Regions from separate parts of the Homo sapiens genome. Here regions 2, 3 and 4 are each linked to region 1. Evidence: read pairs that join two places in POLR2A ChIA-PET (ENCODE). Cell type or tissue: CD4-positive, alpha-beta T cell. All regions are shown on one strand. Region 1 holds the start of BCL11B (BCL11 transcription factor B). Region 2 has its middle 270 kb from the start of LINC02914. Region 3 has its middle 54 kb from the start of LINC02295. Region 4 has its middle 38 kb from the start of LINC02295.

Region 1 (8,000 bases):
GCTTGCTCTCCCACCTCCCTCCCAGGTGACACAGGACAGACGAAAAGCCAGCTGCTTTTGGATAATAAATAGCCTTGTCTGAAAACTGGTTGGACCACTCTCCTAGCTTAAACCTGTACACATAGCCTGGGCTCCGTGTGCCCCTCAAAGGCAGGCCGGCTTTCCTTTGCCCTCTGGTCTCCTTCCCCTTTTTCTCTCCACCTCTCTTCTCCTTTGCCTCTCTCTTTTTCCCTCCCTGCCACTGCTCCAGTGTCAGCTGGCTTTCCCCAGCGTGGCTCTGAGCAGGGCTGAGCGAGACAGGGAACAAATGAAGGATGGGAAAGTGCTGCACCAGGCACCCCTCACCCCCATGCCCAGCTGCCACCAGTCCTCTGGCCAGGGCTCTCGCCTGATGTCCCAGGAATGCCAGGAGAAGGAGAGCCAAAGCAAAGCGAACCTACCTGCTTCTTCCCCTTACACACAACTGCAACCACTCCTGGCTCGCCGCTGCTGCCAGCTTGGCAGTGCACCCCCATCCACTCCCCCTTCCCCGACCCCCCCAATTCCCCCTCCTCAAAAACAACCCTTGCAATTATACAGAGGCTACGTGGGGCAAATTGCCTCCTGGAGAAATTAAGCCTCTGCAAGTATAGACGTTTTAACAACCACCCCATCTAAAGGGGGAAGGGTGTAGAATAAGCGATTGCTGTGGCTTGGTAAAGGATCGAAATGTCAACTGGCAAAAAAGACCTTGATCAAACCAAGCTCAAATCTAGCTGCAAAACATTTTGTTTTAAACGCAGCCGGCGAGTCTTCTTTGGTGTTACAACGGCGAAAAATAAAAGAGAAGTCCTCTTCCCTTCCTCCAAAGAGGCATCCCTCTCCCAAGGCGAATCCCACTTTAATTTCTATTCCCCCCCCCCCAAAAAAAATCATAATAAATCCACAAATTCTTACTAATGTATCTGCTGTAACAAAGGAGAGATGGCAACAGCAATTGCTCCGAGCAGATGGCTCCTATGCTGGGTTTTCAGGGGAGGGGAGAACCACTTTATATATTTATTTATTTATTTAAATTTTTTAAAATATAACATAAATATTCGGCTCTCGGCCGCCCGGCAGCCAGTCCTCTGCGGTGACTGGGCGCGCAGCCCTCTCGAGCTCCGCGCGGGCAGCCCGGCCCCAGCCCGGCGAGGTGCGCGGCGGATTGCAAGCATATAACCTGCCCGCGGTCTCGATGGCACCCAGAGGATGTTTTATTTCTATTGCAGTTAAAAAAAAAAAAAAAAAAAAAAAAAAAAAAAAAAAGGAACGGCGACCCAGGCACCGCGAGAGAAAGAACGGCGGGGAAATGTTCGCGCGCAGCGAAGAAGCCGCCCCGCGGGCTGCGGCGGGCGGGGAGCGCCGCAAAGCCACCTTCCCGGTGCAAGTGTGCGGGGACTCGGGGCGGGTTCCCCTGCAAACACCGTACCTGGCCCGCTCGCGCTCGCTTTTCCCCTCTGCTAAATAAACCCAACAGGGACGGTGGAAGCTGCTGCTTGTCTTGCCCCGCTGCCTGACTTTGCCCGCCCAGCCACATGCTTGAAATCGACACGATTTCAGCCGGTGGATTTCCACTGCGACCTGCCTTGTTTATTTAGATAGGAAAGATGAAAGATACTGAGATAGAAAGATGGATACGAGATTGATGGGTCTCCTTTTTTTCTTTTTTTTCTTTTACTATTTTACAAGCGCATCACTCTCTTCCCACTCCTAACTGACAACCTTTTTTTTTTTCCTCGTGGCGGGGATTTTTCACCAACCCCAATCCCCCCACCTTTTTTGAAGTGGGGGAAAGAAGACAAGATCATCCCAGGAGACAGACGGAGGTGGGGAAGTGGGGGGTGGGGAGGGGGGCTTGAGCCCGGCAAACAGCCGCGCAGCTGGATTATTTTGCAAATAGCAGGAGGAGGGGAGAGAAAGGCGGCTGCGGAATCCTAGGACTGGCGCGGCCGGCACCCTGCTGGGCCGGGCGCAGGGACCGGGGACCCGGAGCCGGCGGCCGCCCCTGGCCCTACGGCTCCCCCAGCCGGAACGCACCCCGCTCTCCTCCGCCCGCGCCGTCAGCGCGGACCCACGCGCTCGCCAACTTTTCCCCACTTCCCGGCTCCCCCTCCCCCTCCGCTCCCCCAGCCCCCTCCCCCTCCTCTCCAAACCCCGCCACCAGCGCCGCCGCCGCCACACACGCCGCTCGGAGGGGCGAGCGTCCAGCCGGGCTCGGCGCGCACACACACACACTCCTCCAGCCTGCATGCCCCCTCCCCGGCCCGGAGCCGGCTCCGCAGGCCCCCGAGCCCGAGGCGCGTCCGGCTGCTCGGCGCCCCAACTCCCCGGGCTGCAAAGAAACTTTCCTATGGCCCCCGCCCCCCGCCATGCTCCAGGCCGACGCCGTAGACTCTGCCAGCCAGCGGGCGGCCCCGGCGCCTGGCCAGGCTCGGCTGTTCCGGGCTCGGTGTCCCCAGCCCCAGACGCCCGGAGCCCCATCTCCGGCCCCTCGCGCGCACTCCGCAGACACTTACGGGTGATGAGCTCCCTCTGGGACAAGTGCTGCGGGTTGCCCTGTTTGCGGCGGGACATTGCCCCGGCATCTATTCTGGCATCGCCCGGAGAGCTGCACTGATGGGGGGAGCCGGGGGAGGGGGTCCGAGCCGCCGCCGCGCCGCTGCCGCCGCTGCCGCCGCCGCCGCCGCCGCCGCACCTCCTCCTCTGCCCGGGTTGGTGTTTTTTTTCCCTTCCTCTCTTTCCCTCTCTTCCTCCTCTTCTTCTTCTTTATTTTGCTCTTTCTTCTATGCTGTTTTTTGTTTTGTTTGCAAAAAGAAAAAAAAGGGAAGAAAAGCAAGAAAAACCTCTCGATCTAAAATAAGAAAAAGAGGCAAAAAAAAAAAAAACTGCTGTTGCTTTCCGCGGACTGGCTGGTTTCTTTAAAAATATATTCTTTCGAAGGAAAAAAAATCTCTTACACTTCTTCAAACTGCTTGGCCTCTTGCACTTGCAAATGTCTTCTTGAACTTAAACTGGGTTTTGCACCGGCTCCTGACACTTTCTTTCAGGGTCTGGTAGGTGGAAAGCGCACTTCTACCAGGAGGGGAAAAAAAATGCAAACAAATAAAAAAATAAAAGAAGAAAAAGCAAAGGAAAAAAAAAAGCAAAGAAAACTTGGGGACTTGTCTCGTACCCCCTCACCCCGCCCCCTCAAAAAACCCAAAGCAATGTAAAACTGCCCCGGTTCGGTTGTTTCTGGGTTTTCTGCGGGCTGCCTGTTTTTGTTTTTGTTTTTGTTTTTTCTCGGAGACTGACCCTTCCGAGGCTCTGGGGGGACACCAGGAGAGGCTCCTTCCCAGTTCACCTGGCAGGCTGGCGCCGGCCGGAGGGGCTGCCGAGTCCCCGCGAGCGCTCCCCAGCGCTCCCCTGGCGCCGCGGGCCCGGGGGGAGCGGGGCGGAGGGGCGGCTCGCCCAGTGCGCCTGGGTCGGTGCGGGCGCAGACTGGGAGCTATAGATTGCAACGTGAAGATGGCGGAGTCCGGGTTCTCTGGGAGCTCTCGGTCTCTCTATGGCTGGGGCTGCCTCTGTACAATGGGATAAAATTCAAGTTCAAGTGCGGACGTGACGTTTAATCTGCACTAGAGACAAAAAGACCCAGAGAGTCGGAGCACTGGGGGCGACTAGCGGTGGCTTTTTAACATTGTACCCTGTAAGAGAACAAGAAAGCACACACAGAGACACACTCGCGCGCGCGCGCACACTCACACACACACACACACAGTCGCCAGTTGCGCACACCCGCAGCCCAAGCCGGACACACGTGCAAACCGCGTTTTTGTGCGCTCATCTCCCCCGAGCCCCGGCTGCGCAACAGCGGGAGGGGGTTGGGGGGGGCCACTGGGCAGCTTATTTTAAAATAAAAGAAAAATCGTCCTTATATCTCCTCCATCCTGGGAGCAGGACCCCCTGAGAAGGGGGGCGGGGTGCTGTGTGAGTGAACTAAATTGAATCAATGCAAGTCTCCACCCACCCAAAAGCTCTTTCGGACTTGGACTTTGGGGGTGGGGGCGTGGACTGTGGAAAAGGGTTGGGGTCGACATGGGAGTTGGGGGGACAGTAAGAATCGCTTCGTTTCCCTGGAAAAGTCGCTTGGTAGTTTTTACTTTTGTTTTATGGTCGCGGGCGGCGAGGGGAGGGGAGTAGATGTTGGAGTTCAACTTCCAAAAAGTGTCTCCATATAAATCCTGGTATTACAGACTCTGGGAGGGTGAGGATGACAAAATAAACGACACTAAGACAACAGAATCAAGAGCACGTGAGGGGGTGAGAAGTGTTTGAGACCTTGTTTGAGTCCCACTTGGAAAAGGATTTTCACTCAAATCTTTGTCCCCTCCCCTCACCTTACCCCGATTAACTCCTGGGGTCAAACACGACCCCACCTCCTAAACTGGGTCTATGGCAAGCGAGAGGGTAAAGGGACCGGGGCGCTCCACGTGGGAGAGGGACTTGGACTTGCCAGCCCAGGAGTAGGTGTGGCCAAATCTCCGCAGATACTCGGGTGGGTGACTCCAGGAGGCGCCCCTGACAATCACAGCAACCTGGAAGTCACACCCCGCCCCCCGCGCTCCTCGGCCCAGGGTAGGACTTGGAAATGCCTGTCAGACTGGGAAGGACGCAGCTGCCTTGTCAGCCGTTTGATCTCCAACCGGCGAGGACAAGAGGAGTTGTGGGGCCTCTCCGTGGCCCGGGGACAAGGCCAGACCACGGCCCCCGTGGACACCCCCCATTCCCCAGGCTGTGGCCAACTTTGTCAATTTGATGACCTGGCCTCCAGGGCTGGGCGCGCCACGCGGCTGGCCTCCTCTCCCTTCTCAGGGTTTCTCTGGAGGCGGCCAGGGCGGGTCGGGGCCTGGCTCCGGCTAGGCTTCGCGGGCGAGTCCAGCTGCACCCACCCCACTCCGCCCCCAGGCCTGGCTCCGGCGGCTTCACCCGGGCGCATGGCGAGGCCGTGACGCCTCAGCGCCGCCTCCCTCGGGGCCTTTTCCTCGGGGGGCACACGGGGGTTTTTGTTTTCGTCCCGAAGGTCTTGGGTGGGGCGATGGCACCAACAATTTAACAGCGCCCAGAGTCCGTGAGCGAGAACAGAAAGAGATCCCTTCCAGTCCCATACCCTAAAAAATAATAACAATAAAATGTGCCCTGGCTTGCAGTTCTGTAAACTGTGGGCTCCACGGTGGGCGGACGCGAGGCCGAGCGGATGGAGACCGGGGGCGGGGCGCGGACTTGCACCTCCTCGCCCTGGCCGGGCAGGCTGCACCCGGCTGCCCACCCCCAACACCCCACCTCCACGTGGTCCAAAGTCTAGTAGGGCCTCCCTCTTCTGCCATCCCTCTCACCGGGAAAATCTTTCCAGGAAAGTGGCTTAAAAAAAATATGCCCACACGCACCTTTAATAAACTTCTTTAAGACATTCATAAACTGGCCATCCCTACTCGCCCGGACTCTAAATTTGAAAGATCAACTCGCGCTCTCTTTCTGAGAACTAGCGATGTGAAGCCCAGAGAGGGTGAGCACTTTGCCCTAGGACACACAGCGCGTCAGGGACAGGTCTGGACCCAAAACACCGCGGCGTGCCTGCAGCCCAGCGCCGCCGGCGGTCCGGGACTCGAAATCCCGACCCACGACCCTCACCTTCCTGGGGTTGATTACAAGGAAGGCAGACCCCGCCAGTGGCAAGGCGGGACGGGGAGGACCCCTCAGGAAAAGGGAGCCCCTCCGCGAGCGGCGCAAGGGCTCTCGGAGTCCCAGCTGCAGCCGCCACCCCGCGTGCGGTAAGGGGCCGTGCCTGGGGAGGGGGCACCCCCTCCCCACTCCCAGCAGGAAGTAGCTGGCGTGGGCCGGCGCGTGCCCCACGGACCCGAGGAGCACTTCCTCATTGGCCCCGCGCTGCCCCGACGGCGGGAAGAGGGACGCGCGGGCGGGCGGACGCAGGGCCGGACACGCCGCCGCCCGCCGGCGCGCTCCACCTCGCGGCAGCCGGGGAGAGGCTGCTCTGCCCCTGCCCAGCCTTGAGCCGGCCCCTTCGCCCTCCTCCTCCCCCTTTTCCTCCGCATCTTCCTCCCCCTCCTCCTCCTTCTCCCCCTCCTTCCCCTCCTCCTCCTCCTCCTCTTCTCCCGAGAGGCGGCCGGGCGCAGGCAGGGAGCGATCCCAGCTGCCACTCCAGTCTCCTCTTTTTCCCTCTGCCCGTCTGGCACGGGCCTCATCAGCGCGCAAAGCTGTTAATGTCTGGTCTCACAGCTCCCCCTTTAGTCTTGCTGCGCTCCATGTCTCACGTTCCAAGCCGGATCAATAGCCGCCTCTCGGCCGACCTTGACCTCTCCCTCGACCCTGCCAGGCTTCCGCAGCTGGCCCCGTACTAATGTTTCCCCACTCTCTAGATGCCCAGACAGCAGGCGGGGCGGGAGGGGGGTGGTCGACCTCGGCCCACAGCCATGTACCCACCCCTGCCTCAGCACCCCAGGCAGGCGAGAGGGGGCTTCAGGACTCTCCTGAGAAGGTCACTGCACCGCCCCACCGCACCCCACCCCACCTCTTCTTCACCAAACCTTTGTTTAAAATACAAGTCACTCCTGCCCCCTCCCCACCCCCAAAAAAGAGGGTGCAGGTGGCTCACATATGAAAATGTAAAAGGAAAAAGTGTGGGTCCAAATGTGGTCCTGAACTAATATCTTAAAACCAGGTTCATTTCTCTAGCACCTGCTGCAGACCTACTGTGTGCTGGGCCCAAAGCTGGGGCTTTGTGCATGCTGGAATCACATGGAAATAAATGCCACCTTTTCTGCACTATCTTTACACACACACACACACACACACACACACACACACAGAGCAGATGTCAAAAAGCTTTTTGAACTCACAAATATTTCCCTGCTATTCTTTTTCTAGCTTCACAGTGCATTCCAGCAGATAATCCTCCATATTCTCAGTCACTTTAAATTTCTTTATAGAGGAATAGTTCAGAAATCAGAAATCATTTCATCAAATCAGAGTGCATTTTTATTAACCTTATGTGGGGCTTTAATTCCCTGTGTGTGCTGCGTGTAACACACCATGCAGTGGGGGCAGATTAAACAGACACGTGACCCCCAAGCCAGGCTTTTTGTTTAAAATTCTTTGAACGATTCTCAATACTTAACTCAGCTGAGGTTGGACTCTATTCGAGATCCTACAATGTTATCTTTGCCTTCTGAGCTGTTATATTTTATCTCTTATGTCTTTACAAAAATTTGGAAAGAATCAAGATAAGACGTGTCAGTAGAAATGGGAAGTCCTAATGTTTCTGCAGAAAGAAAACTGACATTTCATTTGTTTTTGTTGTTTTCTTTTTAACACAGATCCACCCTCTGAAACGCAGTCAACTTTGTAGCAATTCAACAGCACATCTTACCAAATTACTTTGGGCTTCATTTTTGGTGCTTTAAAACAAAGAAGAAGAAGAAGAAGAAGAAGAAAACCATGCAAAGAGAGGGCAAATCGTTTCATATTCACAGGTATAGGGCAGACTCAGAAGCAACCCCTGTCTGTTCATTTCTATTCCTCCGGATCTATAAGTGTTATTGACTGAGAAGATGAACATGAATACGATGTTCCGATCTGATCAGTGGATGGACTTATTCTAACTTGTGAGGAAACCACAGTGGAGGCACCAAGCAAATCATATTTATGTACATATTAATAAGGCTCCCAAGGTGGTCCTTATCTCTTTCCTTACAGTTCTAGAATCTTTAGCAGCTATCAAATCCAGAGGCATAAAAAGACAAAAGAGGCCTTTTGGGCTTCCTGCTGTATCTTCTAGAATTATTTTATGTCATTTCTGAAAATTACAGCAAATTTCTGGGAGCCATAAGCACTCAATTAAAGCTTTGCTGGATTTAGAGGAGTTTTTCACGTTGTCACCTGATAGCAGAGTCAGGACCACAAAACTTGCCTTTCAACAGTTG
Region 2 (8,000 bases), 830 kb before region 1:
CTAAAGAGGGAGGTGTTTAGATTTTTGTCTCAAGAGCAATAAGGAGCTAGGGAGAGATTTTAAGAGAGGATAAATATGATTGTAAATGCAAGGGAATGGGCACATTGTTCCAATATGGTATTTCCTCCTGGTGATGGGAACTAAATTCATATTTATATGTTCCATCTTATGAGTAAGTACCTACACATAGCTAGGGACTATAATAAAATAAGACGCAGTCCACTGCAGTTACTGATGGAAACTCAAAGGAGGGGAAAGTGATCACTAATCTCCTTCCAATTGGTGATCCAAAGAGGAATGTTTCCTATCTGTATGACCATTGTATCTGACAATAGAACTAGGTTATTTTGCTGAGATCAGGGTTCCCTCTGACCACAGTGATCTCTCAAATCCTCTGATCAGACTTCTCTGCTATAATAAGGTGACAGGCAAAGGTGACATAATGAAAATTAGATAACATTAATTTAATGCTTACTATTTGCCAATGTTTATCATCATTAACATTGATTATCATATTAAATCTTTACAACTACCTTCTAAGAGAGGTACTTGTTTTCATCAGTTCAGGCTGCTGTAACAGAATACCATAAACTGGGTGGCTTATAAAAACACACATCAATTTCCCACAGTTCTGGAGACTGGAGAGTCCAAGATCGAGGTGCTGGCAGATTCACTGTCTAGTGAATGTTTCTTTTCTGTTTCATAGATGGAACCTTCTCCCTGTTTTCTCACATGGCAGAAGGGGCAAATGAGCTCTCTAGGGTCTCTTTTATAAGGCCACTAATCCCATTTTCAAGGTTCCACCCTTGCAAAGACCTCCACCTCCTAATGCCATCACATTAGGGGTTAGGATTTCAACATACAAATTTTAGAGAAATGTAAATGTTTAGTTTATAGCAGTATTCTTATTATTCTCCCATTTTACACATAGAAAGCTGAAGCTCAAAATAAGCAAGTTGTCAAGAACTGTGAAACAGCTAACAAGTGAGCCTGTCGCAGTTTCATGGATGCTGGCGGAAGACACAAGCTTCCTGGGTCAGAGATACAGAACAGTTTTTTAATCACAGTTATAGAAGTAGCCAGAGCATCAGTATTTCTTGCACCTTCCCCATAAGCTCCAATTCTCACAGGATGACACAAAGAGAGCCAAGTGACACCTTCATATGCAATTCCCCGTATTACAAGAGAGGATCTCTGAGCTTAGGAAACCCAAATGTTTTATAATTAACAGTAAGGCTGCTAGCTCTTTCCTCTAGAGGGAAACACTATCCTATAAACAACTTTAGACAGATAGACCTGAACAAGGAGCAGTCAGTGCCTTATTCATAAGATGTGCAGAAACACAAGAAACACATAACCTTTTCCAATATAAGGCATGTATCTAAGGTCATGAATGGCAAGATTGGACCCAAATTGGGATACTGTAGAGCCCACATGCTAACCACCAGGCTCTGCTTTCTCCCAAGCTCTCAGGGCACCTGAAAGATGAGGGTGGCTAAGAGAGGACTCATGCAAAGTCAGCGGCTCTCTGGGGCCATTGGTGTCTTGGGCTATGCATCTAACCTGCCTCTCATTACCCCAGGGGCAGAGGGTCTGCTGCAATTAGCAGGCCAGAGACAGGAGTTTGGGAGTGAACTGGGCTATGAAGGAATAGAAATTGAGACCCAGAAGAACGATGGCAAGGCATGGTGACAGGGAGCAGAGAGTGGGAGTGAAGACAGGGCTGGGAAACCCTTCTGCTGGAGTCCTTCCCCTACATCTCAGTCCGAGCTGCATGGCTTGTGGAAGGCCCCTGGGTTTGAAGGGTCAGGTCTGAGAAGACCACTGTGAAATACAGGTGAAATACAGCTGATTAAAGGTGAAAGACCTGTCAGGCAAAGAGCATCATAGGATCTGCAGGTTTGGGAACTGAGGGCACAGCCTGACCCTGGCTGTCCATTCCTTCAATGGGTGAAATCTCGGCTCTGGTGACACTGGGTGTGGGTACAGCTCAGGAGGACCTTTCAATGGCTGGGGCTCAGTGTTTAACAAAGTTCTAATCTAGGTTAGGGCTCAATGCTGAGGGCTCTTTGGAGTAAAATCATCTCTTTATTAATGAGATCCAACCCTATCTCTCTGATAGAAATGATGGGAAAAGGTGCCCCTTTGGTGCTATTCAAATGAAAGAGTGAGAACAGTGGGTGTTTTTAAAACTCTCTCCCTATCATAGGAGGATGGAGCTCATTAGTGAGGGGAATGATTTTGCTGGGGAAAGGCTGTTACAATAAGAAAACATAACCTACTCAAGATGAGCCAGATCCAAGTCAATTAGGCTGGGAAAAAGATGGTAGGGAGAGGGAGAGAGAGAGAGAGAGTGAGCTTCAAAAATACCACCTCTTTCCTTCCATTCATTTGAATAACAGCAAGGGGACACTTTAGTTTTTTAATCATTTTTTTAGTTGAATCACTCTGGATCTCATTAATATAGAAATGATTTCACTTAAAAGACCTGGTGTTAAATTCCTGTTCAACTGAGATTAACCAAATCAAACATGATTTGACCAAAAAAGAAAAGTCTAAAGTATTCTATCTATTGCTAATACATTACAATCTGACTTTAAACTTATAAAAAGGATACACATGATATTTTTCATTCAGCTCCTTTTGATGTATCTGGAATACATTTTCCTAGGTAAACTGGTATTGAAATTCACAATGAAATGTGGTTAGCCACTTGAAGTTACTGAAAAAGAAGGGATTCAAATAATTTACATATGTGTGAGAAGGGGATCTGGCACATAATGTAAACCATAGAGGAAGAATATCTTCCACTGGGGACATATTTTCCTGGACTATTCCAGGAATCTTCATTTCATTAACCTTGCCGGGCCACAATTACTTTATGCTGTCAGGTGAATACTCTGAATCTGAAAGTGGCTCAACCTCAGCACTATTGACATTTGGGGCCCAAATGCATGGAACCCTTTGCTGTGGGGCCTGTCCTGGGCATTACAGGATGTTTAGCAGTATCCCCGACCTCCACCCATTAGGTGCTAGTAGCAGCACCCACCCAATGTGACAACCAAAAATGTCTCCAGACTGCAAAATATCCTCAGGATTGGGGGCAAAACTGCTTCCCCACCCCCGGGGACATCACCCCCCGCCCCACCTCATTGATAACCATGCTTTGAAGGTCATCTTGGCAAGGAAGCTAGAAGCTAAAGGAAGCACAGTGCATAGAACAATACATGTGCCTGGGTGCAACTGATGGTCCTAACTTTGTTCCAGAAGTTCCTCTGGAGAACCTTGACTTGCCTCCTTGCCTCCAACCTGCATGCTGCTCTAGTTTGCTTTCTACTCTCCCTCCATGGTAATTTTACTAAAGGGCTCTTTTCACCTCACCTTTGCTGGGTACCTCTGGGCAGGAAGTGGGGGTGGCATTCTGAGGTCACTCACTCTCTGAAAAACAACCAGGTGTGGCAAAGAACAGAGCCTTTAAAAACAGCCATGGCAGAGTTGGAGTCTCGGCTCTTTCATTTCCTAGATAGAAAGTCTTAGACGAATGCTTAACCTGCTTGAGAGTAAATAAAGCTGTTACCACAGATATACCCAAGGCAAAGAGACAGAGAGAAAGAAGAGAAGTAGTCTAGCTTCTCCCTTCCACCTGCTGCCAGGTTGCTTGCCCAGGGCTGTCAATGGCCACATTCAGGTGGAAAGCAGCTGACCAGTGTAAAACCTGGAGAAGAACCAGCAAAAGTCAACCCTCCCAGAGAGAGAGCTCAATGAGGCCCAAGCGAGGACTGGGTCTGAACACAAAGTGGGCCTAGAACCAGTGCCAACATCCAACAACAGGGATATGTGCTCGTTTTACAATTTTGTCTTTTTATAGTGGTTTCCCTGACTCTTCTGAGTTATGAACTGCTGTTGATAGTTGAGTCCAATACACCATCAGGAACAAACCATGGTAGTCACAGCATTATTAGTTACTGGATGTTCTGAGCCAACTAGAACCAGAACCAGATTCAAGAGAGCCTTGGACACATCCTCGTATGATTCCACTGGAAGAGCTTCCTGGGATGGAGAAGGGACCCTGCTGACATAAGGCTCTAAGGCAGGGATGGGCAAACTTTCTCTGTACAGGGCTAGCTAGAAATACAAGGCTCTGCCAGCCATACTATAGCTGCTGCAACTACTCAGTTCTACTGTTGTAACGCAAAAGTAGCTGTAGACAGTACCCAACCAAATGGATGTAGTTCTGTTCCAATAAAACTTTATTTACAAAAACAATGGGCTGGACTTGGCCCGATGGATGTAGTATGGCCATCCCTGCTCTGTGGGGCTAAACAATGTAGTCCTACGGCTCCAAAGATAGCAGCTTAATTGGATTGTCTTGCTTGCATGAAATCACTTATTTGGAGCCATTATTTAAGGGAAGGTAAGTTCCAGTTTATAAAATACTTTTTGTTCAATGGTTTATGTTTAGTGTAAATGTAGAGTTATATTATTCACAGTTAAAAATACAGCACTGATCAGGAGATTATTAAAAATGATTTAAATGGAGAGACAGACCTAATTGCACAGGAAAAAAAATAATTTTCCACAGGGTATATACTTCTTCTCTTGTAGAAAAGCACGCCAGTTTCCTTGGCAAATTCACAGCCCGGCACTCCGACGTTCTTAGCATTCATGCACGCTACCAATGGATTTACAATTGCAAATCAGCCCTGTATGGGAGCTGGTGATATGTTAGACTGTGTTTATTACATCTCTTGTGTGCCTGTACATTCGTGTGATGCTCACTCTTTCTCCTCCCAGAACAATTAGCAATGGGTCGACCTCCTATTGTTGTATTAGCGTAGGGTCTGTAATGTGGGAAGGAACTGGGCTTCTTCTCACTCTCCCTCCACAGTATCCCCTGTCTTTCCAGCTAGCAAGCAGCTTTCTCTCACAGGAACACAAGAAGAGCAGCTTTCTTTTAGATCTGTCTCCACCTAGGATGTTTAAGGAGCTCTAAATCAGTGCACCATGCACCAGCTGGTCTGAGAAGGTACACGGAATCCACAGCCATGTTCCCATCTCTGCTTGCATAATGCCTGTCCTGCAGCTCCTCCCACACCCCTGCCAGCAATCAGCATTCAATTCCCTTTATCTCCTGTCCTCTGGGGCCCATCTCAGCTTTCCCTTTAAAGATTCAAGTTGGGTTGGCTGCCCTGACTTTGCCTTATTCAGGATGAGCGATACAGCTTGGAGGGTGGGGTGTGGGTTTTGGTCTCAGACAGATCCAGTTTCCAATCCCAGCTCACTGTGTGACTTTAGGCAAAATACGCTACCTCAGTTTCCTCATTAGTAAAATGGGAGTAATGACACCTGTTATAAGCTGAATTGTGCCCCTGCCTCTCAATTCATATGTTGAAGAAGATGACCTTAGAGTGTGCCTGTATTTGTAGATAGGGCCTTAAAGATGTAATTAGGTTAGAATGAGGTCCTCAGAGTGGGCCCTAGGTCAACCTCACTTGAAGACATGTGAGGACATGAAGACTTGAAAACCATGTGAAGACACAGACAAAAACACAGCCATCTACCACCCAAGGAGAGAGACCTCAGAAAAAAATCAACCTTGCTGACACCTTAATCTTGAACATTTAGACTTTGGAGCTACAAGAAAATCAATTTCCATTGTGTAAACCCCCCAGTCTGCTGTACCTTGTTATGAAGGTACCCTTATTATGAAGGTTCCCAATAAGATTCAGTTTCTAGGATCTTATTGGGTAGTTGTTGCCCACAAGCTCAAGATGTTTCCTGTTTCTCAGGAATTTTTCCCCCAGTTGTGACCACTTACCTTATAATGCCTGAGGAGCCCACCTGACAATCACAAGACAGTCATCTGGGAATCATCTGATCTTCTTCGGGGCCCTTTCTTGTCCTGCTCTTATCTGCCAATCTACCTATTATAACAGTGGGAAGCAGGACCAAGCATGGTAACTTTCACTCGTGTCCATGTGAAGAGACCACCAAACAGGCTTTGTGTGAGCAACAAGGCTGTTTATTTCACCTGGGTGCAGGCGGGCTGAGTCTGAAAAGAGAGTCAGCAAAGGGAGATAGGGGTGGGGCCATTTTATAGGATTTGGGTAGGTAAAGGAAAATTACAGTCAAAGGGGGTTGTTCTCTGGCGGGCAAGGGTGGGGGGGTCACAAGGTGCTCAGCGGGGGAGCTTTTGAGTCAGGATGAGCCAGGAGAAGGAATTTCACAAGGTAATGTCATCAGTTAAGGCAGGAACAGGTCATTTTCACTTCTTTTGTGGTGGAATGTCATCAGTTAAGGCAGGAACCAGCCATCTGGATGTGTATGTGCAGGTCACAGGAGATATGATGGCTTAGCTTGGGCTCAGAGGCCTGACATTCCTGTCTTCTTATATTAATAAGAAAAATAAAATGAAATAGTTGTAAAGTGTTGGGGTAGCGAAAATTTTTTGGGGGTGGTATGGAGAGATAATGGGAGATGTTTCTCAGGGCTGCTTCAAGCGGGATTAGGGGTGATGTGGGAACCTAGAGTGGGAGAGATTAAGCTGAAGGAAGATTTTGTGGTAAGGGATGATATTGTGGGGTTGTTAGAAGAAACATTTGTTGTATAGCATTATTGTCGATGGCTTGGATACAGTTTTGTATGAATTGAAAAACTAAAAGGAATAAGAGAAGGAGAAAAACAGGTATTAAAGGACTAAGAATTGGGAGGACTCAGGACATCCAAACAGTAAGTGCCTAAGGAGGTTCAGCATAGCCCTGCCAGCAAAGATTATTTATTTACTTTAAGAGTGGCGGTTTGGGGAGAGCACCAGAAGATATCAGCTGTGATGGCTTGGAGAAACAGTGTAAACTGGCAGTGTAAACAAGAGCAGGGCATTTATGAGTAGTTGAGAATGGGAGAATGGTGAATAGGAGTATGACTAGACAGAAGATAGTACGGATGACAAGTTTTTTGGGGTGCAGTCTAAGTTGGTCTGGTGTCTGGAATGAGACTGGGGCCTAATAAAAAGGAGCATCCATACAGGAGCTCAAATGGGCTGTACCCTGCAGCACTCCAAGGACAGGCTGGAATTCTGAGAAGGGAAAGTGGTAAAAGTATTGTTTAGTCCTTTTTAAGTTCGTGGCTGAGCTCGGTGAGGTGTGTTTTTAAAAGACCATTAGTTCACTGAATACCAAGAACCTGAGAAACTGCTTGGGTGATTTGACTAATAAAAGCTGGTCCGTTATCAGACTGTATAGAGGTGGGAAGGCCAAACCGAGGAATTATGTCTGACAGAAGGGAGGAAATGACCGCGGTGGCCTTCTCAGACCCTGTGGGAAAGGCCTCTACCTATCCAGTGAAAGTGTCTACCTAGACCAAGAGGTATTTTAGTTTCCTGACTTGAGGCATGTGAGTAAAGTCAATTTTCCAGTCCTGGGCAGGGACAAATCCCCGAGCTTGCTGTGTAGGGAAGGGAGGGGGCCTGAGAAATTCTTGAGGAGTAGTAGAATAGCAGATGGAACACTGATTTCCTTGAGGATAGATTTCCACGATGGAAAGGAAATGAGAGGTTCTAAGAGGCAGGCTAGTGGCTTGTAACCTACATGGAAGAGGTTATGAAATGACGACAGAATAGAATTGGCCTGTGAGGCTGGAAGGAGATATTTTCCTTGGTCCAAGAACCATTTGCCTTGTGTGGGAAGAGATTGATGGTGGAAGTTTCAGTGGGGAAGTAAGTGGGAGTGGCCAGATGAGAAGGAGAAAAACTGCCGTGAGGGATAGAAGTTGGAATGCTAGCTGCTTTTTTAGCTACCTTATCAGCATAAGCATTGTCTCGAGCAATGGGATCTGATGCCTTTTGCTGGCCTTTGCAGTGAATGACTCCAGCTTCCTTTAGAAGTAAAGTGGCTTTGAGAAGCATTTTTATTAAAGAGGCATTAATGATGGAGGACACTTGCATAGTAAGGAAATTTTTTTCAGCCCATATAAAAGCATGGTGGTGCAGGATATGGAAGGCA
Region 3 (8,000 bases), 1.1 Mb before region 1:
GACACCCTCTGCTGAGGCTTGAAATGCATTGTTCAAAACAGTTTACAGCCAATTTTGGTTTGCCTCTGATAGAAGGAGCTGAACACAATTTTGATTATTTGCTTTAATTCAAATCAGGTTAACAAAATCAGTATATTAGTGCAATTTAAGGACCTTTTTCCCCCTTTATTACATAAGCTAGTGGACTTCCCATCTGATGTATGAAATGTCACTTTGTCTTTAATTCTTGACGTTCACAAACACTGGTGCTACTGGAAAAGGAGTGGGAGTGAGCGTATGTGTGTGTGTGTGTGTGTGTGCATGTGCATGTATGTATATACACATATATATGAGAGTGAAAACCAAACTGAGGTTTCAGATGGACTTTAGAAGGATTGAGCAGGTTTTGAAATGCGTCCTGACTTGTCATTGGCATTTGTCATATTATCACATGCTTGGAGGTTTTCTCCTGGGCATTTCTGCATTTTTATCTAATGTGGTCACACAGGGTGTTTGCTATTTCAATGAACATAAAAATATTTTATATAAACTATTTACCAAGGCTCTCTAGAAAGGAGAAAAAAGATAGTTCTAGAGTGTCTTAGAATATCTCTTCCCTCTAGCTAGGTCCAGAAACGCTAGTGTCCTTGCCAGGCATATTTCCTTAGAATAAAAATGATGGACTAAAGTTGGGACCATTTCATATATAAAACTTGAACTATTAAAAAGCCTCTTGTTCAGAGACTTGTTCTCTTACATTTAAATATACTTTAGTATTCCAGAAAAAAAAATGCTTAGACCCAATGAGAGAATACATACAGTGCTACCAAAAAAAATCAAGTCATAAAGTGAAGAATCAGCCTCCAATTGGTGAAATCCTGTCTTGGTGCTACAAAAAATGATATGTCTTTACTTAACGGAGTTTTATGGGGACTAACAAGGTAACTCCATAAGACAGAAAGAAGTTTCATTAATTATAGTCTGATAAAAGAGAGCTTTGTTATCAAGAGTGCATTTCTTGCGCTAGGCGTTCATTTCTCAAACAACATTGGCTTTCTTGTATATCATGGTGTTTAAAGGGAGGAGTGAACAATTGACCTAGAGATGAGCTCTTTGAAAAGTTCTGTTTTGCGTGATATGAATGTAAAAGAGTGGAGCATGAGCTATGAAAGAATTTCCAATAATCTCTCCTTGAGGACAGACAGATATTGAATGATGTGATGAGTGAGGCTATGGAACTAGGACCTCTGCCTTTTTTCACCCCTCCACTTGGGCTGGGGAAGCACAGTTACTCAGAAAAAAGTTAATTCAAAATATTTTCAAAGGTTCTTTCCTTACAATCAAAACACTGTTGTCTGTGGCAAATGGCACACCCACCTGCCCCCAGGAAAAGAAGCTACATGACTCCTGGGGAGATTTCTTCTGGGATCCTTTCCTGCAAACCTGCAACACCCATGAGCACCCATGAACTCTGCAATTCTGTGACTTTCCCCACCTGTTTCATAAGAAGGCAAACTAGGGCTAAGACCACATGTAGTCACAAAACCAGACCTGTTTCCTGCCCTCGTTCTTCCCCTCCTCCACCTTGGATGGATTTTCATACAACTTTGATGAAAATAACTAGGAGGATATAAAGATCTCTGTGGGGAGATCCTTTTGGGAAGTCCAACATCCCTGGACAGCTGAGGATCCTGGATTTCTTGGTGGACACGCCAACCCAGGAGTCCACTGTGGGGTGGAGTCACGGCTGGAGCCCAGGCGTGCTGTGTGGATTAAATGAGTTAATGTCTGGGAAGTGCTCAGAAGGGAGAGTTCTGAACACAGAGAAAACATGTTACTATCATTGTTATTTGAAAGGAATTGGAGGTCAATTATTTGCTACCCTACATTAGATGAATCTTTATTTTATCACCTCTCTTACCACAAAAAGTGTTCTCTTCCTTGAAAAATGTCTTTTTTTTCCTAATTTGCCTTGAAGTCAAATCCTAGCAAAACCAAGCAGTTGTTATTAATAGCTACATAAACACCGGAAAATAGGTCGGCACCCTCTTTTTCTCCCAGAAAGACATTGGCTAATACAATCTAGCCCCTGATTGATTTGTTTGTTTGTTTGTTTCACCTAGATATGTTCAGTAAACAAGGGAGAAAATAAGAGTCTATCAAAGCTGAACTTCTCTATTCTTGAGCTATCAGCCTTTTGCTTTGCTTTCCCCAACAATAAATAAAAGAACGTATTGAATATTTTAAGGGGTGTTCTTGGGACAAAAACAGTCTCATGCACACAAAAAGTCAGCCTTTATCTGCTGTGATCTTGGGAAGTCCAGCACACTAGCCTGGAAGTTTGTCAGAGACTCTGAGCATCCTAAAATCAGGAAATTTGTCTTCTTCATCAATGTAACCCCAACACCTAGCAGTAGGAAGTTTCCATTGCTGGTAAAAATAGGCTCACATGCTGTGAGGTATAAATGGTCATTTAAAAGGTAAGTTAATTTGAAGAACAAGACCGAGTCCCCAGATCCATTTAATTTTTAATTTTTGGCAGTGTTTCCCAAGAACCAGGCCACTGGTTGAATGATTAAATTCTTGCTCATCTTGGAGGGAAAAAAGATACATTGCTGTGGACTTTTCAGAAGACTAAATTTGTTATTTGCAACCCTTGGCCTTCTTTTTGATATTATCTCTTTGAGACCTAATATTGGTGGGTTCACATGCCTTGCTCTTTCACCATTATAGAACTGGGTTTTTCTTCTTCTGCTGTCTATTTAATTTAATTCTCAACCTTGAGCCTTAATGGAAAGAGAACATTTTTCTCTTCATAGACACAGTCTGCCAGCCTTTTCCTGCTCGTTGTCCCTCGAAAATAAGTCAGTAGACTCTCATTTAAGTGGTTATCCACCAAGGAGTTCATTTACTAAAACATTGCATGGACAAATGGAGGACAGTGACAAAGTTCTATCCATGTTCTGTGGCTTCTGTCTTTCATAGGCGATTCTCTGATGCACTCTGGCAATACTGCCTGTCTACTTTGATTCCTAAACCTGCTGCTCATGAATTAATCTCTTGCTGTTGTTCTTCTGGGTAGGACTGAGCTTCTAATCTGGGCAGAATCCCAAGTCCTTCTGGCCTTGGGGGAATTATTTACCCTGTTATGGACCTTTCTTCTCAGGGACTCTGTCATAAGAACCTCTGTCAATAAGCTTTTCACAGGAAGGCCCTCTTGAAGGCCACACCCTGGCACCCTTGTTCTGATGAACTGTCTCCTGTGGCCTCTCACCCACAGTATTTCCTGACCTGTTCCTGGTCTCAAATTCTCAACCCCTACTTGCTAAGAACTGATGGAATGGAGACAGAAGGGGAATAAGACATGGCCCTTGCTGTGGAGGGGTGTGAGGGAGTGTTTACTGGGTGATTCAAAGCTTATTTTGGTAAATGGCCACAGGAGTACTCACCACTTCTCCTGTGCGGCAGGCATCTGGCACCTAAGGATGTCCAGGCTTAGGAAAATTCAGGGAGAAATGTGAGGTAAAATTGCTCCAAGTATATCTTTTCTTTTAAGAGTGCGATAACAAAAATAGAGGCACACATAAAAGGATAAAGAAAAAATGAAAACAAGCAGTGAAAGACAACATCCGCTCTCATTTCAGTTTCCTGGAAGCGGAATGTGGTTGGGCAGATGGTGTTCTTTTGTTTCACTAGAAGAAACGGTAAGGTGTAAATACACATGATACACACAGCAGTGAGGATGGAGAAGGGGCTCGACTCTAGGTGCTCGGTAATTTCTAGGTGGGTGGGAGGTTTTCTTCGTTAGGTTAGGTTGGTCCTGCCTACTGAGATCCGAAGATACTGCCTTCGACCTGACAGCTTCCAAATGGGGACCACAAGCTCTCTAATGTTCCATAAATGGGCTACCAGGAAGTCTGTGAACACCCTTACTTTTTTTTTCTGCAAAATGTTGTAGGTTTGTGCATTTTCTTAGAGGAGTTTTTTGTGTTTCACAAGATTAGCAGAAGATTCAATGGCCATTGGCTTCTTGTGTCTTCATGCCTTTTCAGTTTGCTTCGGTAAAGTTAGTTGCATGTGACTATATGAAGTTGCTTAATATAATTGCCCATATTTGCATTATATTGGAGACTTTTCAAAGCTTTCTCACATATAAGCAACCCCTTTGACTCAGTAACAGGAGCTGTTACCAGTAGCCCATCTTACAGCTAAGGAAATGAAACTTACAGCCATGACTTGACTGGCTTATGGCCACACTCATGTCCTGTCAGGACAGAGGTAGGACAGACACTCCTGCCTCCTGATACTTTCTGGTTTGGTGCTCCTCTTACTTACTGCTCTTGCTCTCATTTTTTCTGCCAAAATTGCCATCAGTATCAGTGAGGAGTAGGAAGAATTTGAGTCTAAAACATGCATGAAGTGAAGAGAAAATTGATAAGAAAATAAGTCAATGTGTCTCATTCTGGTTAATTATACCCATGTTTGACTACCTCTGAGGTTATTTTGAAGCAGAAATAATGTTATTTACCTCTGCATTTTCAGTACCTAAACAATGCCTCCTGGAGCATAGTAGATGCTCAATTATTTGAGGTGTGCATAAGTGATTCAAAGTATGAAGAAAGAATCAGATGCCCAAGGCGTATGTTGCCTGGTTTCCAGATACCTGCCCATCATGGATTCTCAAATGGGCCTTGTCTGAAGTCTCTAAGATGGCCCTATGTCATTACAGGATGATAGGGAAGTTTGCCAGAAGACTTTTGATCAATGAATGATAAAGTCCATTGATAAAGCTTTTATCTCCCGTGGTCTTATGTAAGAGGTGTCCACGTCATCCCATCTGGATACAGCTTTTGAATTATCCCTCTAGGGTATTAGGAGGTCTAGTGAACTGTGCACTTCATCAAATAACTTGCTCTTAAATAAGTCACACACTCCCAGGTGCAAAAGATAGGAAGATCTCTTTTCTCAAATAGAAGCCGGAAAGCAACTACCCGATTCCAATAACCAAAGGGTGGATAAGATGAAGCTATAAAACTTGCTCAAAAGAGCTCTTGCGAGTAAGAGGTTGAGAAGGGGAGAAGTTACAGTGATTCTAGTAATTCAAGATTCTAAACAAAACAGGACTTAGAGAAATGGCAGTGACAGTTGCCACTAGTAGTGTGGTATTAATCTTAGTCTGACCCCTGGATCCAGCAGAAATCCCAGCTGAGCTTCCAATTTTTATGTAAATGGGAGAGTCAACTGTACACATTTAAGAGATGTTTGTGAAAATAAATATTTGTTTTTATGATTAATCTTGGCATTACATGATATGGAATAAAATTCTAGAACTGAAACTCCCATTGAGAATATTGAACATTCTAGAGGTAACTCTTTCTTCTACAATTGATCAGCATAGATCTTTCACCCCAGCATCAATCAATCATCAAGATAGAGTCATCTCTATTACCTTTGGGGCAAATTTCCCTGGGCGTGGGACACACTTTTCTAAATTTTTAAATGTGTGAAGCAAGCTAAAAGACATAGTTAGGCAGAATTGGATTTTGCTGAAAAGCCTCCACCTGTTTTTTTTAAAAAAGGAAACTTCCAAGATTGTAGAATTATATCCATCGCCTCAGAAATGTTGGGATCTGAAGGTAGCATACCAATGTGTGTATAGAGCTAGTTGATACCAATAAACATTGGCATTAGGAGAACATGTATTGTCTAAATTTCTCCCCTTTCTGAGGGACAACTATTTTTCTTGGCAGATTGGCAAGATAATCCCAAAGACAAATCCAGTGCACCTTCCCCACACCCTGGCCCATAAACATAAAGGGATAGAGTCTAGGACCAGGTCAAGATGAAGATTTCAAAATAAAATTCTTAGAGACCCAGCATTCTGGAAACTAGAGAACATCATGGCTGGGAAGGGGGCATAGATGGGCACACCTTATACTATGACAGAGACAGGCTCTCAAAATGGAATGGGGATGGCATTTCAGTAAATGCCCATCACCTAAGACAGAGATAGTCTCCCCAAATTTTGCACCCTTAATATCGCATTCACTCCTGAGACCAACACAGTAAACTAGGTATAGGAAATATGTTTGCCTCTACTGTACAGAAAGGAAACTGAGGTACATTCACCCATTCTTGTTGACTGCCTATATACACAAGGCTCTTTCCAAACTACATAGGTGAGCAATGACTTATAGCTTCCTAAATTGGTTGCCTGATATAAGTGTTAAAGACCATTTTATGTTCATTCTACAGACAATGAATATCAAACATTTCTCTGGTCTTGACCAAAATTTCATATTTTTTTTCCCCGAAAATATCAATATGAGTTAGAAAATAGGCTCTAGAGCTTTGGCTTAATCCCAGTCACCAACTCTGAACCTGTTTCCTCATCTTTAAATTAGACTAATAAGATCTCTCTTGCATCACTTAGAAGTCTTTGGGGTCATTAAAGTTAATACTGAATCCTATTTCAATTGTACATGTATTTATTAAATACCTACTCTATGCCAGGAACCATACTGGACACTGAGAGGACAATGATGAATAAGACCCACTTACTCACTCTTCCTCCTAGTGAAGCTCATAGTCTAATGGCAAACGCAGACATTGAACATAGACCGACATGCATAAGGCATGCAGTGGAAGGGAAAGCATGGAATGGGATGGGAGCCATCGCAGGAAGTGTAAAGAGAATATTAACTATATTGGGAAGATGAGGCTGCAAGCTTTCCATGAAGAAAGTGAAAGAAGTGAAATGTAAGCTAAAACATTCGTATACAGGAACAGAAAGCCCTACTTTTATTATAGTATGTGCTAGTATTAGTCTTCCACAGTATTGGTGTTCTATTAGTAGAAAGATCTGTGCTATCTCTGTGTCCTGTTCCGGCAGCACTCTGAGCATCCTCCAACATGGGAGAGTGAGGAAGCCGCATACTGTCAGATCTCAATGCCACAGTGTCATAGATGTCTATGATTTGAGGAACTCAGTCAGGGTGGCCGGTTGAATGGCTGTGGATGGAACCACCAACTCCTGATTGGCATTCTCCCTGCTGCACTTCTGAAAGGAAGGAAGAAAAGAAAATCTTGCAGGCACCCACACATCCAAAAGGAAAAAAAAAAAAAACATGTCAGTTGTACCCACTCATGTCATGTCTGCTTAGTGACAGGCAGAAGTACGCCCACTCCTGGTGGCCCAAACTCCAGAAGGAAAGTCATGTTGGAGCTGCCCACACTCTCAAGGATGACATGGGAGCTGGGTCAGCAGGCAAGTCATCTCCAGCATCTCAAAGGGCTGGGGAAAGAGGGAGGGCCTAAGTCAGGTGTAATGGGCCAGTGTTCACCTCTTCTTCTAGACTAGGAGAGCCTTGAGGTCAGGGATGACCAGGACTGAGTCTGGGAAACTGATAAAGAAAGATATGTTTATAAGAATCACTGGGAATAATTAGAAGGGCTTCCTGTTGCATGGCTGCCTTAGGACTGTGAAGCTAACATAAATGCTGGAAGACTCGCTGAGCAAGAGAAAAAGAAGAGCCCCATTCTGAGGTTCAATTCAGCACTGCAGTCTCTTGCCTATCTAAAGAATCACAGAAAGCCTGATCTCTCCATGAAAATTCACTTCTCCCATAAAGAGTTCAACCCCTCAACTCCCCAAAACACCATTAAGATCAAATCACTGGGAAATCTTTTATCTGCCATTCAGAATTCAGCAAAAGAAGCTTGGAAATCTGCTTATAGACATACCACAACTGACTAAGCCAAACATGGGTGAATGCAGAAAACAAGGGATCCATTCGTTGAAGGATTACCCAGGCCTTTAGTTGCCATCTTTGCAAGCATCCTTGATACCTCTCCAAAGCCTTGAACTATCAACTAAAGACCAAGAAAGTCTACAAAATCACCAAGGATCCTGATGGTGCATGTAATTGCTCTAAGAAGCTGGACCGAGAGGAGCAGTGACATTTGAAGTAGTATAGAGCTAAAAGAAATGACTTGTTTCCTCTTTGGTTTATAATCTTTGT
Region 4 (8,000 bases), 1.1 Mb before region 1:
CTCCTAAACCTAAACAAGTGAATTTTTTTTCTTATTTCTCTAAGTCTAATAGGCAATCAGCTATCTAACTGATTAGTTTATTGACCAGTTAAAAATATTATAGATTCAGTTTCCATTAAGAAACAAAATAAATTACAACCCAATGATGATCCCACTCAGTGTCAAACCCTGTATTATAATTTGAACCTGAGAGGTATTTCTTCTTTCTCCCTCAGATGTGGTGCTTTGTGAAAAGGTAAGATACCAGCCAGGCCACTTGGCAATGGCATGACATAAGGTTTGGAAGGATCTTTCCTAGTCATTGAGGTCTATTGTGTGGTCTGGGAGGCAGCACAGCTGACCTGGGGCAGAGACTCCTCAGCAGGGGCCACTGCCTCTCATTTGGTTCGTAGATCCCTCAGGCACTCCTCATGGGGAGTGAGAAGGTGCCCTAGGAAGTTCTTCCTGTCCCCCTCTGCCTCCTTTACTTGACACGTCTCAGGCAGAAAAATCGTATGCAAAAACATGGAAGTAGGACCCAACCTGTTGTACTCCAGAGAGAGAGAGTCCCTAGTCTGTTCCCAGCACTGCACTCCCGGCTCCACAGGCATCAATGCTTTATGGGCCTCACACCGGGAATCCCTCGCATGAGCACCTGGAGGGAGGTGCTTTCATTCTTCTCATTTTACTGATTTAAAACTTGGAGCTGAGAGGGAGGGAATAACTTATCCAAATGACAGTTCTTGAAGGCCTGCATCCCAAGATTAGCAAATGTGGATTTAGTAACCTTGGGATGGGAGCAGGAGTTAGAAGAATGAAAAAGCCATTACCCCTGATCCTGATTTCAAGGGGATCCCAGCCTGGGTCAGCTAGTTAAAACTCTTCTTTTCCATCAAGGAACATACGATGGATTCATCGACACAACAGGTATTTCTTGAGCACTGACTTGTCCCAATCACTGATCCAGACACAGGGGGCTGTGTGCCCCCAGGGACTGAGAGGACAGCTGCAAAGCCTGTGTTCTTCCCCATGAGCCACAGGGTCCCTTGTGTATGCAGAGAAACGCAGCAGCGCATTTGTACAATAAAAAGACCATTTTACAGAGTTGTCACTGGATATCTCTAATCTACTTAAAAATGTAAACTAAGTTCCCATACTTTAACTATGCCTGTGAACCATGTGTGGGATTCAGTGTGTGACCTGTGGGTTTGCTGTGATAGGTATTGGGGAAGGAACATAAACCAACCCATGCAATTCCCGGGGCTAACAACTAAGCCAGGGATGGCCACTCCAGGTGGCTTCCAAGGCAAGGTGTGATTAAAGATGGGTGCATGTCAGCCCTCGAAAAAAATGAGAACATCCAGATAGAGGAACTAGGACAAGCAAGAGGCAAGCTCTGTGTGGTGGGTGGCCGGTCAGGAGCAAGGGGACCCATGGTTGATTTAAACTGTTGAAGAAGAAACCCTGACTCAGGGAGTGGCCCAGGAAGTCCCTGGGACCTCTACAACCTTATATATGCCATGTTAAGGAAGTTGTCTGTGCTACATGGTTGCTCCCCCTTGGCCCTGTTGACATTTGGGGCTAGATCCTTCTTTGTGGGGGGCTGTCCTGTGCATTGTAGGGTGCTGAGCAGCAGCCCTGGCCTCTACCCACTAGATGCCAGTAGCAGTCCCTCCTCCAGTTGTGATAACGGAAAATATCTCCAGGCATTGTCAAATGTCCCCTGGGGGCAAAATCGCCCTGGGTTGAGAACATTGCTCTAGGCAAAAGGCTGTAAGCACACAGGGACAGCCTGTGACTAGAGGGGCCTCAGCAGGAAACAGCCCAGAGAAGTCACTTGGGGCCTGCCGCAGTGCTTCCAGCTCAGGGGCAATGCCTGGCACACAGTAGGTCCTCAGCAAACTGGTGCCAAGCCTCCGTTGTACAACAGGGCTGTTGCAAGATACTCAAAGGATCTAGGTGTCAAAATGCTCTGCACTGGGCAGGGCTAGGGCCCTGTCAGACCACCGTCCCTTGGCCTAGGAGGCCACAGTGGGCACCACCTCCGGCCAGGCCATGGTGGGTGGCTGTTTATCTGTGTGTCCACAGCTGCCTACCAGGCATATTAAAGGCCATGAAATAAGGATGAGGCCTAGGAGGGGTAATTAAAGCCACGGTGACATTGATCTGCTGAGATTTCTGAGAGAGCCCAGAGCACACAGGGTGATTCTCCATCTTACCTCATGCAGGCCCAGCCTGATTGGCCCCCTGGGCATTGCTGGGGCCAAGGAACCTCACCTGTGGCCGGGAGACTCCCAGGGCAGAGCCACGCTGGCTTTAGAGGCTGTGCAAAACAGGAGGCCTGGGCCTGGGGGGCAGCCCAGCTGCTGCGCTTTGCCCTGAGAAGGCAGGAGCAGGCCAATCTATTAAAGACACAGGTCCCCATTCTCAAAGGTCTCGAAAGTTAACCTCTTCCCCTCCTAGGCCCAGAGACTCAGCCAGGTAGAGAACCTGAAATGCTCCAGGGTCATGCCATCTGCAGGGCAAGTCCATCTTTGCACATTGGCCCAGATGCCCACAAAAAGGTTGCAGTCTGGATGCAAATTAAGTCAACAGTTAATTCTTGACCCTCTACCCTGAGCTAGGAAGGGTGCTTACTTATAAAAATAGGAACATGTAATATTTTCTTGCAATAATAGTCTTTGCAAAGATGGACTCTTTGATCAGAACAATAATTGCATTCTTACTGTTATAGTTACCGATCAGTGTTTCTTTGTGATCATTTTAGCTTCAGTTTTACAATTAGCATAATGAATGAAATTAATTAATGTATGTTCAGAGTCAGAAAGAACCAACACTGGCTTTGGTTTTACCCATGACTTGGGCAAATCATTTGAGCATATTGTGTCTTCATCTCTCTATTGATAAATAGAGATAAAAGTAATCAGTGCCATAGATTGGAAAGGATCAAATGAAATGATTGCAAAATCACGAGCTTAGGAATCCTTAGTTCATTTGCTCCCTAGCTATATGTTAGATTCTTTCTTATACTTAAGATTATTACCTCCTCACAGTCCTGTGAAGTGGTCATCAGCCACGCACTTTACAGATGAGAAAACTGAGGCAGCAAATCCTTTCTGAGCTGTGATTCCATATGAGGAGACTCCATACCCACCCCATCTCAGAGGGGATTACTGAGGAGCTCACGCTGCAGGAAGCCCAAGTTATTTTTTGTCTTCCAGCTGCTAAAATCAGACAAGTAGAAGGCAGGTGCCCTGCCTCAAAGCCTGCGATTGCCTTCCTTCCTGCCTGCCCATGAACTGGCATGCACTGTACTTCGTTACATCATTGCAGCTTCTGGTCTTCCTTTGTGAAAACCTGGCCTGTTTTTTGCCCTCTTCCTTCGCCACACTGGTGGGGGATGGGAGCTGCCCCTCTGATCTTTGCACTGTAAAGGAAGTAGCAGCAACCCTATCAGATGGGAGGAGGGAGAAGTTTTCTTGGGGCCTAGAAAAAAAAATAGCCTGTCTCCCACACAAGTGGGGCACCTGCGGTGAGATCGCCGGTCTAAATATAAAGAGATGCTTTTTTTTCTCATGAGCTGTCTTGAGTGGTGTGAAAGATTCTTCCAGAATTTTGGAGAAGACGTACCTAACTAAAGTCCTAGAAAAAGCCCTGTCTCCTGTGATTTCTACCTGACTCTACCCTCTGTGTTTCTAAAGAGGGTGGTGCATGAGCTTTAATAGTGGAGAGCTGTGCACTGGCTGGAGGGTGGGAAATGCACATCTGAACACTGCTTCACATTAAATGCACTGCATTGCAAAGACCCTGATTAGAGAAAGGCTTGGAGAAATAAGTTACCAATTGTTGAATGCCCACGGTCTATGCGTCTGCTTACTTAATGTAGGTTTAATGTGAGTGCCATGAAGCCTCTTCTGGGTAATAGCAATCTTAGGCAACATTAGGGAACACTTACTGTGCATCGGTCCCTGGGCTGATCTTTTATTCCGGCCAAGGGGCCTCCCTAAGAAGAGTTTAGGATGACTGCTATGCACATTGAGGTTGGGTGACACACCCATGAGGGCATCACCCCAAATTAAACCTGGCCAGGCTGACAGCAGTCTGCCCTCAACAACTTGGTTGAAGAATGTTCTCTGCTTTCCATGCATGCCCTACTTGTGAACAACACCTAATTGATAAAGTGAAACTGTGTGTGGTTCTTGGTTGCCATATGTGTGGTCCACCTATGGAAAAGAAGAAAGACCTTCTCTTGAGACTTATTCTGTTCCAGCCTATAATCTTATAGTCATGATTCCAAAGAAGTTTTGCAAAACCAAAAGTAGTTTTTATCATTAATCTGGTGGTAAAACCTGACCTGAACTGATAGAACTAATATAAGGCTATTTATAGTCTTTATTTTTCTCATGTAATGTAAACAGTCATTTATTTCACTGCAAAAATGTTGTGTTCTATCCCTAAGTGCTGTCCTAGACTCCTCTGCAAGATGCTCTACGATATGTAATTATGAGACATATTATTTTAAATGTACCAAATTCTGATTTCTAAATTACATGTGGTTTCAAAGGTTTCTGAAAACAGATCGTGGGCCTGCAAACCAAATCTGTAGTCCCACTTTGAAGGTGTATCCTGTAGACACCCTTGGATAGTGGCAATTATAGGGGTCAGAGAGATCGATCAACCTCAACCCTAATTCTCGTTTATGAAACTAAAGTCTGTGGCATCCTCGGCCAAACTGGAACTCATTAGAGCCTCAGGTTGCCCAGTTACAAAGAGGAAAACAGCACCAGCTTCCTTGCAAGGTTTCTGTGAGATTATATACTTAAAGGTTATTCATGTATTGGCCATTGGGACACTCTAAGGTTGTCCATATTTGCAGATGTTCTTTGTAATGAATTTCAGAGTCAAGCACAAAGATGTAGTAAAATTTTCACCTCTTCCAAATTTGCTGTCCTGTGCTTGGAGTAGGACATGGCCCCTGGGAGCTTGGGGCTGGGGAGGAGGTAACAGCCCATGAAGACCTGCCTAGGTCAGGGCAATTAGCAGGAGCCACCAAGACCTTCTCAGTATTAATTAGCTGTCCCTGCCCTGGTGCTACAGAGGATTTCCAGGCCTCTGGAGAGCCCTCAGGGATGTTGCCACTCACAAAAGAGCTCAGCTCTGACCATAAGAGCTGAGTAAATAGGATGAAGCTTGGCTTCCAAAGGGCCAGGGGCTGATGCAAGAAGTATCTCTCTGTGCGCAGGTGAGAGGCAGACTCTGGAAGGATGAAGTGCGGACAGTGGGTGGAAGGACTGGGGCCTGGTACCTGCATGCTCAGCCTCCCTGTTTCCACTCTGATGTGGCTAGTCTTTCTCCTCTCTGTTTCTTCCTTTTTTTTTTTTTTTTTTTTTTTGGTTTCTGCTCTGATCTCTCTGTTTCTCTCCTGCATTGGGCCTCTCTCTAACCTGCTTCCTTCTACATGTCTCTGTCTACGACCTTGCGGTTTGGTCCCTGTCGGTCTCTCTCTAGGCCTTTCTCCCTGTCTCTGTGGCTGTCTCTTCTCACATGCATACTCCAGGGCATTCTACCCTCAGAGCATAAAGCTTAAGTCATGTGGCGGCTGATGGTCCCTACTCTTCCACTGAGCCCATGGTTCTCTCCAAAGAGAAGGTGATTCATAGAGCACAGGATAGCTGGCATTTTCTGGGTGACAGTTCTATTATATTTCAAACAGAAATATTTATTCAACAGATATTTATGGAGCACCTATCACCTGCCAGACACTGTGGATGCAATAGTGAACAAGAGAGGAAGTCTTTGCTCTAATGGTGGGCTGGGGAAAGGCATTATATAGAGACGTAAATGAGACCCGGCATTTCAGGAGGTGATAAGTGCTCTGAAGAAAAATAAAGGCAGATGATGGGATAGAAAATGCTGGGGGCAGGGGAGAATGATCACTGACAAGGGAGCTTTGAGGTGTCCTGAGCGAAGTGACAAAGTGTGTTGCTAACCAGGAAAGAGCTTCCCAGACAGAGGAAAAGAGAAAGTGCAAAGACCCTGCGGCAGAAACCTGCTGGGTGTATTTAAAGATTAGCCAAGAGTACGCAAGATGATAGAATAAAGGGCCAGAGAAGCTTAATATTTTCCCATTTGATCTTTGCAATCTTTCTTCTAGAGAGAGGTCATTAGCCAAATGTGGATCAGAAAATAGAAATTGTTGGACACAAATCACAGAAATTTCAAGTTAGTTACTAAGGTGAGATTCTAACGAAAACCTACAAAGAACAAACTGCCTTCCACAAGGCTTTACTAGAGCTGGGGGACTTAGAATGAAGCTGTAAGCAGCAGCCAGCTATTAGGATCTTATTCAAATGGAGTGGCATAGGGACAGAGCAACTGTCCCAGCCTCCAAAGTCAGGAACAGCTACCACAAGTGATAATCCTGAAAACTCTGGCTTCTAGGAGGAGGCGAGAAACAGCATGAGGATAGGTTGAAATCTGAACCCCAAAACAATTGACCACTCACAACTAAGGAAACTGGGGCTCAGAGATGTCAAGCATTTCATCCAAGGCCCACAGCCTGTGAGCAGTGAGATCTAAATTCAAATCCTTCCCCTTCACCTTGTTGCATGGTACTAGCGTACAAGTGTAAAATGAGATTGAAAAATTCAAGCAAAAGGATGCCAGAGAAAAATACCATTTTTCTCCTAGTATTTGAAACACGCCTTTAATTTGGGTTGAATGGATTTGTGAACCATCAGCAACAGCATTTCATTGACAAAGACTATTTTCCACCAAGAAAAAAAGAGGGTTATTATTTTAACCTCCCACCTCATTCATTTTCTAAAAAGAGTGAAACGTGATTTTGAAAGAAGAATTACATACATTGATATCACATGAGTGGGAAGCAGAAGCCGTCAATGAATCATCTCCTTTCTACAACTCTCAAATCAATCCAGACACATGTCAGGTTGATGTCCATGGTGTGGGACCATTTCCCTGATTGGATCTTCACTTAAGGTGTGTTGGCATAAGGGAGAGAGGAGAGTCTCTGGCACCTTCACCTTCAATATACAGTGAACATCCACGATAAACTCAGTCATAGAAACATTCATTCACTAATTTATTATTTTATTCTTTCTCTTCCTTCCACTTTTGCTCATTAAACAATGTACTGTGTACCTACTGGGTGTTGAGTCCCCTGCTGCCTATGGAGCATCCAAAGACCAACAAACTACAGTCTCTGCATTTTATTAAATTGGGTTTATTTATGAGAAACAAGGCTGGGTTCCTTTCCTTAGGGAACTCACATTCTAGTGGCAGCTGGACAACTGAAGACACTAGAATCCAGCCTGAGGTAAGGGTCAAGTCAAAGGTAGGATGGGAGGAGTCAAGGCTCTGTACCAGGGACCTGAAGACATGAGTGGAGAAAAGGTTCTACTTGCCCCCAGACCTCAGTGGGCTGCCTTGGGGTGCAGGGGTACAGCCTTGGTCTGTGGGGCTCAGGGGGGTCGGAGCAGGACAGAGAGCCCAGATGACAGAGCATAGTGTTTGTCAGAGGGGATGCAAGAAAGGACACATGCATTGCTCTTTGCATGGAAATATTGATTATTTGAGACTCTGAAACCCAGACTGAGTCACATCCTCTGGTAGGAAAGCCCCTGCCCCAGTCCCTCTCTGGGGTTCAGCCAAAACACTGGAAACAGATGAGGGGCCCCAGCACAGTGATCACACTTGCCAGGATTTTTGTTCTGACCAGGTGTGCCCCATACAGATTGTTGAAGTTGTATTCTGACTCTTGGGGCTTTCTAAAGACTTGAAAACCAGATTCACCTACAGGTGAGACTGCTACGGAGTATACGGATCACAGTAACAAATTGCTGTGCGAAGATCAGGAGAATGGTCAGGTTCTGGTCTCTAGTGTCCAGTTAGATAAGAGGCTTTGGGCAAATTACATAACCATTCTAAGTCCAATCTTAGTTCTCCATGAATAGAGGACCATTACTCACTCCACCTAAGTGCTATTAAAAATGAGTCGGGCT

The links. ChIA-PET counts read pairs that join two places held together with the same protein. Peaks named below come from ENCODE experiments on the same cell type or tissue, not always from the same donor. Only the 100,000 strongest peaks of a DNase experiment are listed, where the experiment ranks them.
Region 2: POLR2A ChIA-PET joins it to region 1 with 10 read pairs; 4 of 35 experiments call an interaction of 5 or more read pairs at or near these places.
Region 3: POLR2A ChIA-PET joins it to region 1 with 26 read pairs; 7 of 35 experiments call an interaction of 5 or more read pairs at or near these places.
Region 4: POLR2A ChIA-PET joins it to region 1 with 15 read pairs; 7 of 35 experiments call an interaction of 5 or more read pairs at or near these places.

Annotation. Positions count from the first base shown.
Region 1 is chr14:99,268,624-99,276,623 of GRCh38, forward strand. BCL11B (BCL11 transcription factor B) reads right to left here and starts at 3,574. Exons shown (of 4, transcript NM_138576.4): 1 at 2,538-3,574. The coding sequence starts at 2,595. RefSeq lists enhancers at 1-276, 277-881, 6,385-6,434 and silencers at 3,421-3,500, 5,785-5,984. In CD4-positive, alpha-beta T cell, CTCF peaks have their summits at 3,702 and 3,906; DNase peaks (open chromatin) are centred at 1,238, 3,658, 4,578, 6,288 and 6 weaker places; H3K4me3 peaks cover 6,529 bases; H3K27ac peaks cover 2,927 bases.
Region 2 is chr14:98,440,829-98,448,828 of GRCh38, forward strand. No RefSeq gene overlaps it. Among named protein-coding and RNA genes, the nearest start is that of LINC02914, 270 kb to the right of the region's middle. RefSeq lists an enhancer at 4,835-5,336. In CD4-positive, alpha-beta T cell, no CTCF peak of the experiment used is centred here; a DNase peak (open chromatin) is centred at 3,423; H3K27ac peaks cover 1,258 bases.
Region 3 is chr14:98,185,981-98,193,980 of GRCh38, forward strand. No RefSeq gene overlaps it. Among named protein-coding and RNA genes, the nearest start is that of LINC02295, 54 kb to the left of the region's middle. In CD4-positive, alpha-beta T cell, no CTCF peak of the experiment used is centred here; DNase peaks (open chromatin) are centred at 1,508, 3,231 and 3,671; H3K4me3 peaks cover 1,261 bases; H3K27ac peaks cover 6,949 bases.
Region 4 is chr14:98,170,174-98,178,173 of GRCh38, forward strand. No RefSeq gene overlaps it. Among named protein-coding and RNA genes, the nearest start is that of LINC02295, 38 kb to the left of the region's middle. In CD4-positive, alpha-beta T cell, no CTCF peak of the experiment used is centred here; DNase peaks (open chromatin) are centred at 3,358, 4,078, 5,408, 7,638 and 1 weaker place; H3K4me3 peaks cover 1,238 bases; H3K27ac peaks cover 7,913 bases.